2 separate regions of the Homo sapiens genome follow, and region 2 is linked to region 1. The links are chromatin loops, found by intact Hi-C in ENCODE. Cell type or tissue: IMR-90. All regions are shown on one strand.

What was found. A loop is a pair of places that touch in the nucleus more often than their neighbours do. Peaks named below come from ENCODE experiments on the same cell type or tissue, not always from the same donor. Only the 100,000 strongest peaks of a DNase experiment are listed, where the experiment ranks them.
Region 2: it touches region 1 in a loop (5-fold over the local background); 4 of 110 quality-filtered maps call a loop at or near these places.

The regions. Positions count from the first base shown.
Region 1 is chr5:17,182,886-17,187,885 of GRCh38, forward strand. All of the region lies in intron 1 of BASP1-AS1 (BASP1 antisense RNA 1), which reads right to left. Among named protein-coding and RNA genes, the nearest start is that of MIR10522, 29 kb to the left of the region's middle. In IMR-90, no CTCF peak of the experiment used is centred here; DNase peaks (open chromatin) are centred at 276, 1,826, 3,026 and 4,776; H3K27ac peaks cover 4,147 bases.
Region 2 is chr5:17,017,024-17,022,023 of GRCh38, forward strand. No RefSeq gene overlaps it. Among named protein-coding and RNA genes, the nearest start is that of MYO10, 83 kb to the left of the region's middle. In IMR-90, no CTCF peak of the experiment used is centred here; a DNase peak (open chromatin) is centred at 2,488; H3K4me3 peaks cover 620 bases; H3K27ac peaks cover 2,144 bases.

The DNA.
Region 1 (5,000 bases):
GAACTCAGCTATTCGTCCTTGATCTGCTAAAAACCTTAATTTAATTAGCAATATAAACTTTGTAAAGACTTCACTTTCTCAACTTGGTTCAACTTATACCTTTCTTTTATTTGGAAGTGAATAAGGAAAAAATAAGGAAGAAACAAGAAAGAAAAAGTATCTAAAATATCTCACATAAGACATGGACTATGCAATACTTCTGTCTCATGAGTATTTTTCAGTGGTATTGACCTAAATGTTTATACTGATCCTCCAATGAGTAATAAGTTATAGTGGGAAATATTTTGGACAGAATTGTCTAGTTGTGCTCCAAAAAGGCAAACTTCCCAGATTCCTTGATGTTTGAAATCATAGCATTTTAAGAAGGAGGGTACTAGCATTATGACATATTTCTTAAGTCAGATGCTTTATATATGTTTAAAGAATTCAATTCTTACAGGAATCTGTGACATAGGTATTCTTTATCGTTTTCAAAAGAAAGCAAGCAACAGTCTCATGGTTGCACTGTTTAGAAGCATGGAGCAAAGATTTCAATCCACACTGGCAGACGCCAAGCCCTACTCTGTGTTAATAGTTCACTGTGCTTGTAGAGCTGCCTTTATTTATTATTATTATTATTTTTTAAGATGGGATCTTGCTATGTTGCCCAGGCTGGTCTTGAACTCCTTGGCTCAAGCCATTCTCCCATCTCAACTTCCTGAGTAGCTGAGACTACAGGTGAGTGCCACTGCACCCGGCTGGAGCTGCCTTTAGAACTTCAAAAATCATCTGGCCTACTTTTTTCCCTTATGTCAGGGCAGAAGAAAATGAGGCCCCAGAACTTAAAGTACCTGTCCATTCCTGATGGAACAGAGAACAAACTCAGGCCACTAAGTCTCCAGACAGTGGTCTTTTCCCGTGCACTTTTGTAGATGGTCAAGGAAGAGAAGGTTTGTCCTAGGTGGATGCAGACTACTTCCAGGGTCCTTGAAAAAACTCATATTAGGTTGGTGCAAAGTAATTACCTTATGTAATTACTAATGTGGGTGTGTGTGTGTGTGTGTGTGAGAAAGCTGTGCATCCGCCTGTGTGTCTGCATTCATTTCAGACAAACATCTGCCCTAAGCATTTGTTTTAAGGAGGATTCCACGTGGAAGTCGGGAAGCCGCTGGCCAAGATTTCAGGCCCTGATCAATGTCATGCCAAACCTATGTTTGCTGTTATGTAGACGTGGTCAGTATTTTGGGGCAGTCATTTGAGTTCATTGAATCCCGCAATGGGAGGTTTCAAATGACTCTGGTTATAAATGACATGGCTAGATGGGGAGCTAAAATCGGCTGCCACTGCCTGCATTTTCTCCTTTCACTTTTCACCTGCTAACAGAAAACAGAAGACCCTGGCAAGTGACTGTATGATTGTTAATACTCATGATATAAATTCACTTTTTCTCCACTGGTCCTTGTGCTTCAAAAAAGAAAGAAAGGCCAGGCGCAGTGGCTCATACCTCTAATCCCAATGCTTTGGCAGGCCGAGGTGGGAGGATTGCTTGAATCTAGGGGTTAGAGGTTAAAGTGAGCTGTGATTGCACCACTGCACTCCAGCTTGGGCCACAGAGCAAGACCCTGTCTCATTAAAAAAAAAAAAAAAAAAAAAGGAAATAAAAGAAAAAAGAAAGGAAAAAAAAGAACGGAAAAGAAAGGAAAGGAGGAAGAAAGTCACGCTATACTTGAGAAATTCTCAACAGATAAACCAATGTCTCCTCCCACCTCAAGAACAGGCCAGTTCTGACTTCCTCTAGAATTATCTCCATTGATTCACCCTAAGATCTCCCATGATGCACTTTTCTTTAAACAATCTGAAATGTAAACTTCCATGGCTTGTCTGGAGTTTTCAGAAATCAAATGTTATTTCCACCACCCCTCCCCCGTCTCCCACCACTCCTGCCACCACCAGCATTTCTTTAGCTGGGAAATTTTTAAGCTTCTTACTGGAAGTTGCTGCCATGTGGTTAAAATCCCCAACAAGTAAAATGTGAGCTTGGCATCAATAATCAGTTTTGTTTTACAGTCACATTCATAATAGTAAGTTGCAATGAGACAGACTCCTTTTTAACTAGGCTTCTAGTGATTTCCCTGAAATCTAATTGAAATTTTGAATCTAGGAAGAATTTCATAAAACCAATTGTATGTAATTTGTACTGAGAACTGTTTTAACTTGAGTTCCAAAGTAAGAGGAAATATGGAGGAACATGCTCCAAATCTTGTGCAACACATTTTAACTTATTCTTCTTTTCTTTCTTCTTTTTATTTATTTTTTTAAAGGTGGGGTCTTGCTCTGTTGCACAGGCTGGAGTGCAGTGGCACAATCATGGCTCACTGTAGCCTTGAACTACTGAGCTCAAGTGATCCTTCTGCCTCAGCTTCCTGGGAATGCAGACACCTTCCAGCAAGCCTGGCTAACATAAAAAATTTTTATAAAGATAGGATCTCACTATGTTGCCCAGGTGGGTCTCAAACTCCTGGTCTTAAGCAATCCTCCAGCCTTGGCCTCCCAAAGCTCTGGGATTATACATAGGAGCCACCAGGCCTAGCCCTTTTCTTTTCTTTTCTCTTTTCTTCTTTTATTTTTGTCTTCCCTTCCTTTCTTTCCCCTCTTTCCCTCCCTCTCTCCTTTCTTCCTTTCCTTCCTTCCTTCATCATCCACTGAATATGGTGGCCAAAATGAGTTGACAATTGTCGAATGTTGCGGCAAGGTGAGGGGTGTACAGGTCATCATTGTTCTTTTCTCTATATTTTTGCATGTTTGAAACTTTCCATAATAAAAAAGGAAAAATGGATCAGTGGCCAAGAGAAATGATCCTCGCTTGAGTATTGGGCTGTTCTTAGCTTGAAAGAACCATTGCAGAAAACTCAACAGAAGCAGAAATTACATACAGTTCAAACTCATTTTCCTAGGAGGCTTTTTTTTTTTTTTAAGAAGTATTTTGCTGGAACCTAAAAACCACACTCCCAAACTGTTTCAACATGATCCCTGCTGGCAGGAGTCAGAGATGGCTGGTGTACAAGACGGTTGAGAAAGCCCATGACATACAGTTAGTGGCTGGTTGAGATAGTTTCCAAATATAAATAAACGGTTGGAGGACTAGAAAAATAGGCAGAAAGCAGTGATTCTGACATTAGTCACATGGCTGCCATACATGACCTACTTTACCTGAGAACCAAAAATATAGTTTTAGGTTCTTCCACGTTACAGTTCCTACATGTCTTGCTGCTTGTGGGGAACTCCTTGCCTGGCTTCTTCAAATAAGCAGAATGTACAACCATGCTTAGAGCAGGCTGCTCTCTATTTCAGATTTTCCAGGGGAAAAGAGGAATGTACATTAGGCAGATTATTTTACCTCCCTAGTCATGCCAGGGTAAGCTTCCTAGACCAACTAATTCTCCTTCAAGGTCTGGCAGCTCCCAGCTCCCAGCTGCCAGGGGGCCAGGCAGAGCTCCTTCCTCCTCCACTATCTGTGGCCCCAAAGATTCCCCTTCCACCAGGGCCGGCGACCAACTGACCACAGGCTGAGTGCTCCAGGCCCTGGCAGCTCAGAGGACGGGGAAACAGCAGCACACTTGCGGCCCCCTGGAGTCTGTCCCATCTGCCCTACCATCCTGTCATCTCCAAGGATCACCCAAGCTCTGGCCAGGCTGGTAATCTGTCTCCTTTGCATGCCCTTGCTCCCTGCTGCTCTGTGGGGCTTTCCCATGGACTCCTGACTCCTCTTTTACTCTCATGGCAACCCTTTCCATTGGGCTGTCTGGGATTCCTGTTCTTCAGTGGATACTTCCTTCTGTGTCCTCAGTCTCAGAGAATGCGCACCCTAGCTGAAGTTCTGCTCTCTCCAGAGTATCCCGGCTTCCCCCTTTTCACATTTCATCTACTGGGTTGGGGACCCATTTACGCCAATACTCCATGATCACTTGCAATCTATGACTCTTCCTCCTTTTGGAAAATACCCCTGCTCTGTAGAGTCCTTGATATTTAAGATGTGTGTGTGTGTATGTGTGTGTGTGCACGTGTGCGTGCACGTGTGCTCGTGTGTGTGCGCATATATAGCGTTAAGTGCTCCGGCTTCAATATCCAATGATGTGGGTTCTAATTTCGGTTTTGTACTCACTAGTCTGTGAGACTTTGGTCAAGTTACTTTTTTGAAGGCTTGTTAACTCTTCTATAAAATGTGGACGGCAGTACTTCTATAGCATGGGGTTGTTGTGAGGATTACATGAGAAGATCCATATGAAGTGTCTAGCACATTTCTGGTGTAACTCAGTCGACGTTAACTATGATCACATTTGGGCTGCTCACTTGCCTTTTCAAATCCCCCACCATTTGAAAAATGTCAGTGTTCTTTGGCACCACACAACCTGCTCCTGACAGTTCCCAGCTTCCTTAACTCTGGGGCATGCATTTCTACCACAGGCCTGCCCCACTTTCTGGCAACAACCTCCTAATCTATCTGCTCCTTCTCCCTGCCTGGGTCACCTCCTTCCTGTCTACCATGTCCTTGTCTCCCCGTAGCACTAGCCTAGGACCCTCCAACCTCAGCCAGATAGTCTACTTTCACTGAGACCTACACAGTTTGTGGTGTGTACCTGACTCATCTTGTGTGACTGTCATGTTTATTCTGTGGTTATATTTTTCATAATTCTTCCATTATAAGGATCCATATGGGGCTGAACCACTTCCTATACCCCACCCGCATTCCCACAAGCTGGATCGCATGTGAAGAATCTGATAATCTCTCTCTCATCTGGAGATTTGGTCTTAGTTCAGTAATGCCCCTGATCCAGGGAGTTAGTTGTCTAGGACACAGACTTGGCAGGGAGGTGAGGTGGCACTTTTCAGTGGCCATGACTCTGTAGCTGGGAAGCAAGGAAGCCACAGGGTGGTCTTGATCATGTGAACCAAGCCCGTGAGCTTGGAGGAGGGGTGGCACAGGGCCTGTGAGCGGTGGACACGCTCAGCCATGTTTCTGT
Region 2 (5,000 bases), 170 kb before region 1:
CTGGTGTGGTGGCTCATGCTTGTAATACCAGCACTTTGGGAGGCCAAGGCTGGAAGATTGCTTGAGCCCAGGAGTTCAAAACCAGCCTGGGTAACATAGTGAGACCCCATCTTGAAAAAAAAAAAATAAAGGACTTTTTTTTTTTTTTTTTTTTTTGAGACGGAGTCTCGCTCTGTCGCCCAGGCTGGAGTGCAGTGGCATGAACTAGGCTCACTGCAAGCTCCGCCTCCCGGGTTTACTTAGGCCATGCTCCTGCCTCAGCCTCCCGTGTAGCTGGTACTACAGGTACCCACCACCATGCCCAGCTAATTTTTTTGTATTTTTTAGTAGAGATGGGGTTTCACTGTGTTAGCCAGGATGGTCTCGATCTCCTGACCTCGTGATCCGCCCGCCTTGGCCTCCCAAAGTGCTGGGATTACAGGTGTGAGCCACGGCGCCCGGCCAAAAAGAACTATTTCTAGAAGGATGAAGAAACAGGTAATTCATTTAGCGTGTTACTCCTACATTTCCATGTAGAAAAAAATAAGCACATTTTTTTTTCTTTTTTGAGATGGAGTCTTGCTCTGTTGCCCAGGCTGGAGTGCAGTGACACGATCTCAGCTTACTGCAACCTCCGCCTCGTGGGTTCAAGTGATTCTCCTGCATCAGCCTCCCGAGTAGCTGGGATTACAGGTGCTGCACCACTGCAGCCTGGCTTTTTTTTTTTCTCTGTATTTTTAGTAGAGATGGGGTTTCACCATGTTGGTCAAGCTGGCCTCGAACTCTTGACTTCAAACAATCCACCCGCCTCGGCCTCCCAAAGTGTTGGGAATACAGGTGTGACCCACTGTGCCCAGCCAAAAATAAGTACATTCTTTTTTTTTGGAGGGGGATGGAGTCTCGCTCTGTCGCCCAGGCTGGAGTGCAGTGGCACAATCTCGGCTCACTGCAAGCTCCGCCTCCTGGGTTCATGCCATTCTCCTGCCTCAGCCTCCCGAGTAGCTGGGACTACAGGCGCCCACCACCACGCCCGGCTAATTTTTTGTATTTTTAGTAGAGACGGGGTTTCACCGTGTTAGCCAGGATGGTCTCGATCTCCTGACCTTGTGATCCGCCTGCCTCGGCCTCCCCAAGTGCTGGGATTTCAGGCGTGAACCACCGCGCCCTGCCAAATAAGTACATTCTTAAAAGTGAAAGAAACAGTTAAGCTAGGGAAAGGGGCAAAGAGCCACTGACTGTCTTGTCAGGTTCATGTGCTGATGGCATACACAAAGCTCTGATCTATTTTTAGTTTTAGCTTTAGGGCCATTTACAGGATTTCTCTAACCTGATTACAGCCCTAGGAGTTGAACCCAGTGAAAAAAATCTCTCATCACAAGCTAAGATGGTTATTTGGTTACAGACTCGGAAGCAGTGGACAAAACTCCCCACTGCACATTAAGCTTGGGGGTCATAACGTCCTGCAGGCATTCTCCAGGGGGCGGGTCCCCTGGCTCTCAGATGCATACCCTTGTCCTTGTGCCTGTGCAAGCGGGCAGGAAGGTCCCCTGTTGCTCACCTGTGTCTGTTTATTATTATTGTCCACAAAACCTTCGTAAGGACAAAGAAAATAAAACACACTGGATTGACTTAAAACAAACATTCATGTTGAATATGATGATTTTTTTGGTGAATGTTCAGCATCAACTGTCTTAGCTCCAAATGGGAAAATAATGCTCCCTGAATACCTGGAGAAGAGAATGTAAGGGACAATTGGAAGATACAAGCTAAGACTCACACAACTGCCAAGTCTTCATAGGAATGGATTCATTGATTCATTCACTTATTCTTGCAACCAGGAATTATTAAGCAAACACTAAATGCTGGACACCCTAGTCACTGCTGGGGAGACAATTCGGAAGACTTCATTTCTGCCCTCAGTGAGTTTATAGTGGAGGAGAGGAATAGGGACATAGCCAGCAGTAAACAAATACTTTTGCTTATAGTTCTATAGAAGAAACATGGCAAGATATTACATGACCACAGATTAGCATCATGAGCAACATGATCTAGACAGGAAATTCTAGAAAGGCTTTTCCAAGGAAGTTACATGTAAGCCCAGAGGTGAAAAGGAGTCAAGATTAGACAAGAAAAGAGCAGGTGGCAAGAAGGATGGGTGGAGCTGTTCTAGGGGAAGAAACAGGATGATACCTAAATTGGAATAGGGCTCAGTACATGGAATGGGCTGGAAGTTAACATTAATGTCTAGCCTTTGTGAGCCCTTACTAAGTGCCACATTGTGTGCTAGAAGTTTATGTACATTGTTACACTTAATCTTTTGTAGCATCTCCACAAAGTATATACTATTCTCAGATGAAGAAATAAAAGGTATAGAATAATTAAATGGGTCAGGTGTAGTGGCTCACGCCTATAATCCCAACACAAAAAAATTAAAAAATGAGCCAGGCATGGTGATATCAGCACACCAGTAGTCCCAGCTGTGCAAGAGGCTGAGGCAGGATTGCTTGCATCTGGAAGGCCGAGGCTGCAGTGAGCCGTGATTGCGCCACTGCATTCCAGCCTGGTTGACAGAGCGAGACCCTGTCTCCAAAAGAGCAAAAAACAAAAACCCAAGAAATAAGGTGTGTATTATCTGAAGTTGTTCATCAAATCAGGGCTCTTGAGTAGCTTCATTTTCCTGAACTGTGCGTTTCCCATGACTTAGAGTAAGGGCTGGTTGAGCAGAGAAACATTGCCCAATGAATAAAAGGGCTGTATGGAAGCTCTAAACCAGTGAGACAGATGAGGGTCTGGCCCCACCATCATTTATTCAGAAAGCCTTTACCCGTTTGGTCTGGAGTGATGAGGTCCCAGAGGAATCTCCAAGAGGCAGCCTTGCTGTTGGCTGTGTGTGAGTAGCACTATCCTCAAACTAGTTCCTAACTTTTAACGGTTTGCAAGCTCTTTTCATTATCTGATAAAAGCCATAGACTCCATTTCCCAGAAAAAGGTTATCACATACAAAATTCAGTGTATTAGTCCATGCTAATGCTTCTAATAAAGACATACCTGAGACTGGGTAATTTATAAAGGAAAGAGGTTTAATTGACCCCCAGTTCCACATGGCTGGGGAGGCCTCACAATCATGATGGAAGAGCAAGGGACGTCTTACATGGCAGCAAGCAAGAGAGCGCTTGTGCAGAGGAACTCCCCTTTAGGAAACCATCAGATCTAGGGCCGGGTGTGGTGGCTCATGCCTGTAATCCCAGCACTTTGGGAGGCCGAGGTGGGTGGATCATGAGGTCAGGAGATGGAGACCATCCTGGCCAACACAGTGAAACCCCATCTCTACTAAAAATACAAAAAAAAAAAAAAAAAAAAAAAAAACTGGGCGCGGTGGCAGGGCCTCTAGTCCCAGCTACTCGAGAGGCTGAGGCAGGAGAATCGCTTGAACACAGGAGGCAGAGGTTGCAGTGAGCTGAGATCGCACCACTGCACTCTAGCCTGGGTGACAGAGGAAACTCCGTCTCAAAAAAAAAAGAGATCTCATGAGACTTACTATCATGAGACCAGCACGGGAAAGACCAGCCCCCATGATTCAATTATCTCCCACTGGGTCCCTCCCATGACATGTGGGAATTGTGGGAGCTACAATTCAAGATGACATTTGGGTGGGGACACAGCCAAACCATATCACTTGGCACATAATTTTGGGGCATGTAGTCTTATTCATATACCAGAGGTTAAGCACACTTGGTGTTTTATACGTTGTGACGAGTAAGGAAGCTAGCATACGTTAACAACTGCCTCTTAATGGATTCCTCTTGGACCCTGGAACATCCTGTTTCAAACAAGACTGTTAATGGTGGAGGGTGTCTTGGTTCTTGGCATCTAGAACAAAGAATTCGGCAAAATGCACAAACAAAGCAAGGAAGGAATGAAGGGTTTTATTGAAAATGAAAGTACACTCCACAGTGTGCGTCTGAGCATAGGGAGTCATAGCATAGGCCCTGTTACAGAGTTTTTGTGAGTTTAAATGCCCTCTACTAGGGGTACACCCTATGTAAATGAAGAGGATGAAGTAAAGTTACAAAGTCATTTACTCAGTGTATACCCTATGGAGAGGATTATTTCCTGTTACAGCTGAAGTGTGAATCAGCCTTATATTCCCCACCTCCAGACCCTATTTTTGTGCCTCAAGATGAGGGGAAAATAATCCATCAATCACTCAATCATGGGATTCAGCAAACATGATTGATCTTCCTGTTATGCTTAATTGGGAGGTTGTAGTTAACTTCTAGGGGGAAAGGTGATGTGATTTAAATTATATCCTTTGATATGAGACTCACTCTCAATACAAACTAGTGGAATATCCTTGGAGAATAGCAGAGACAGCCTTCAATGGTTATGCTTACATTACCTCACTTCTCATGAGAACAATAGTGAGACACTTCAAAAAGTTTGCAGCTGCTAACCCTGTATGAATTTAAAAACTAAAAATGAAATAGAAAGCCTAGAAGTCTAGTCCCCATTCCTGCAATTGTTTTCGTGACACGAAAGGGAAAGAAAAATGACCAGTAAATTAATTTTTGTTCTTCCCACGATTCTACAACAGCAATGCCCTTAAAAGCTGTGAACATCAATAGCCTGAAAAAGGCCAGCACTGGAGCTGTAGCCAGTGTTGCCTGTTTTAATTGAAATCCTTAATTAGCAACAGCCTGAGGCCCTAAGTCATCATGAGTTGCTTTTAGAGCAGGACCTGTGACTGTCCAGGCCTCCAGGGCAGCACTGAATGTCTATGTGGTTGTGATCACAAGACATAGCACTCTTTTCAGAGAGCTTTTATGAAACAGAACTTTCATAAAACATAAGATAAAAACACAGTGATCTGACACAGCACATCCCAGAAAATTGTAACATACCCAAACACATCCTTATCCCAAAGAGCTGTCTGGAATAGTCTAAGTGATTGTAGATTACAGTTTTTCTTTTGAGAAAATATTGAATGAAAAGCATATTACATTTAGAGGGTTCTCAAATAT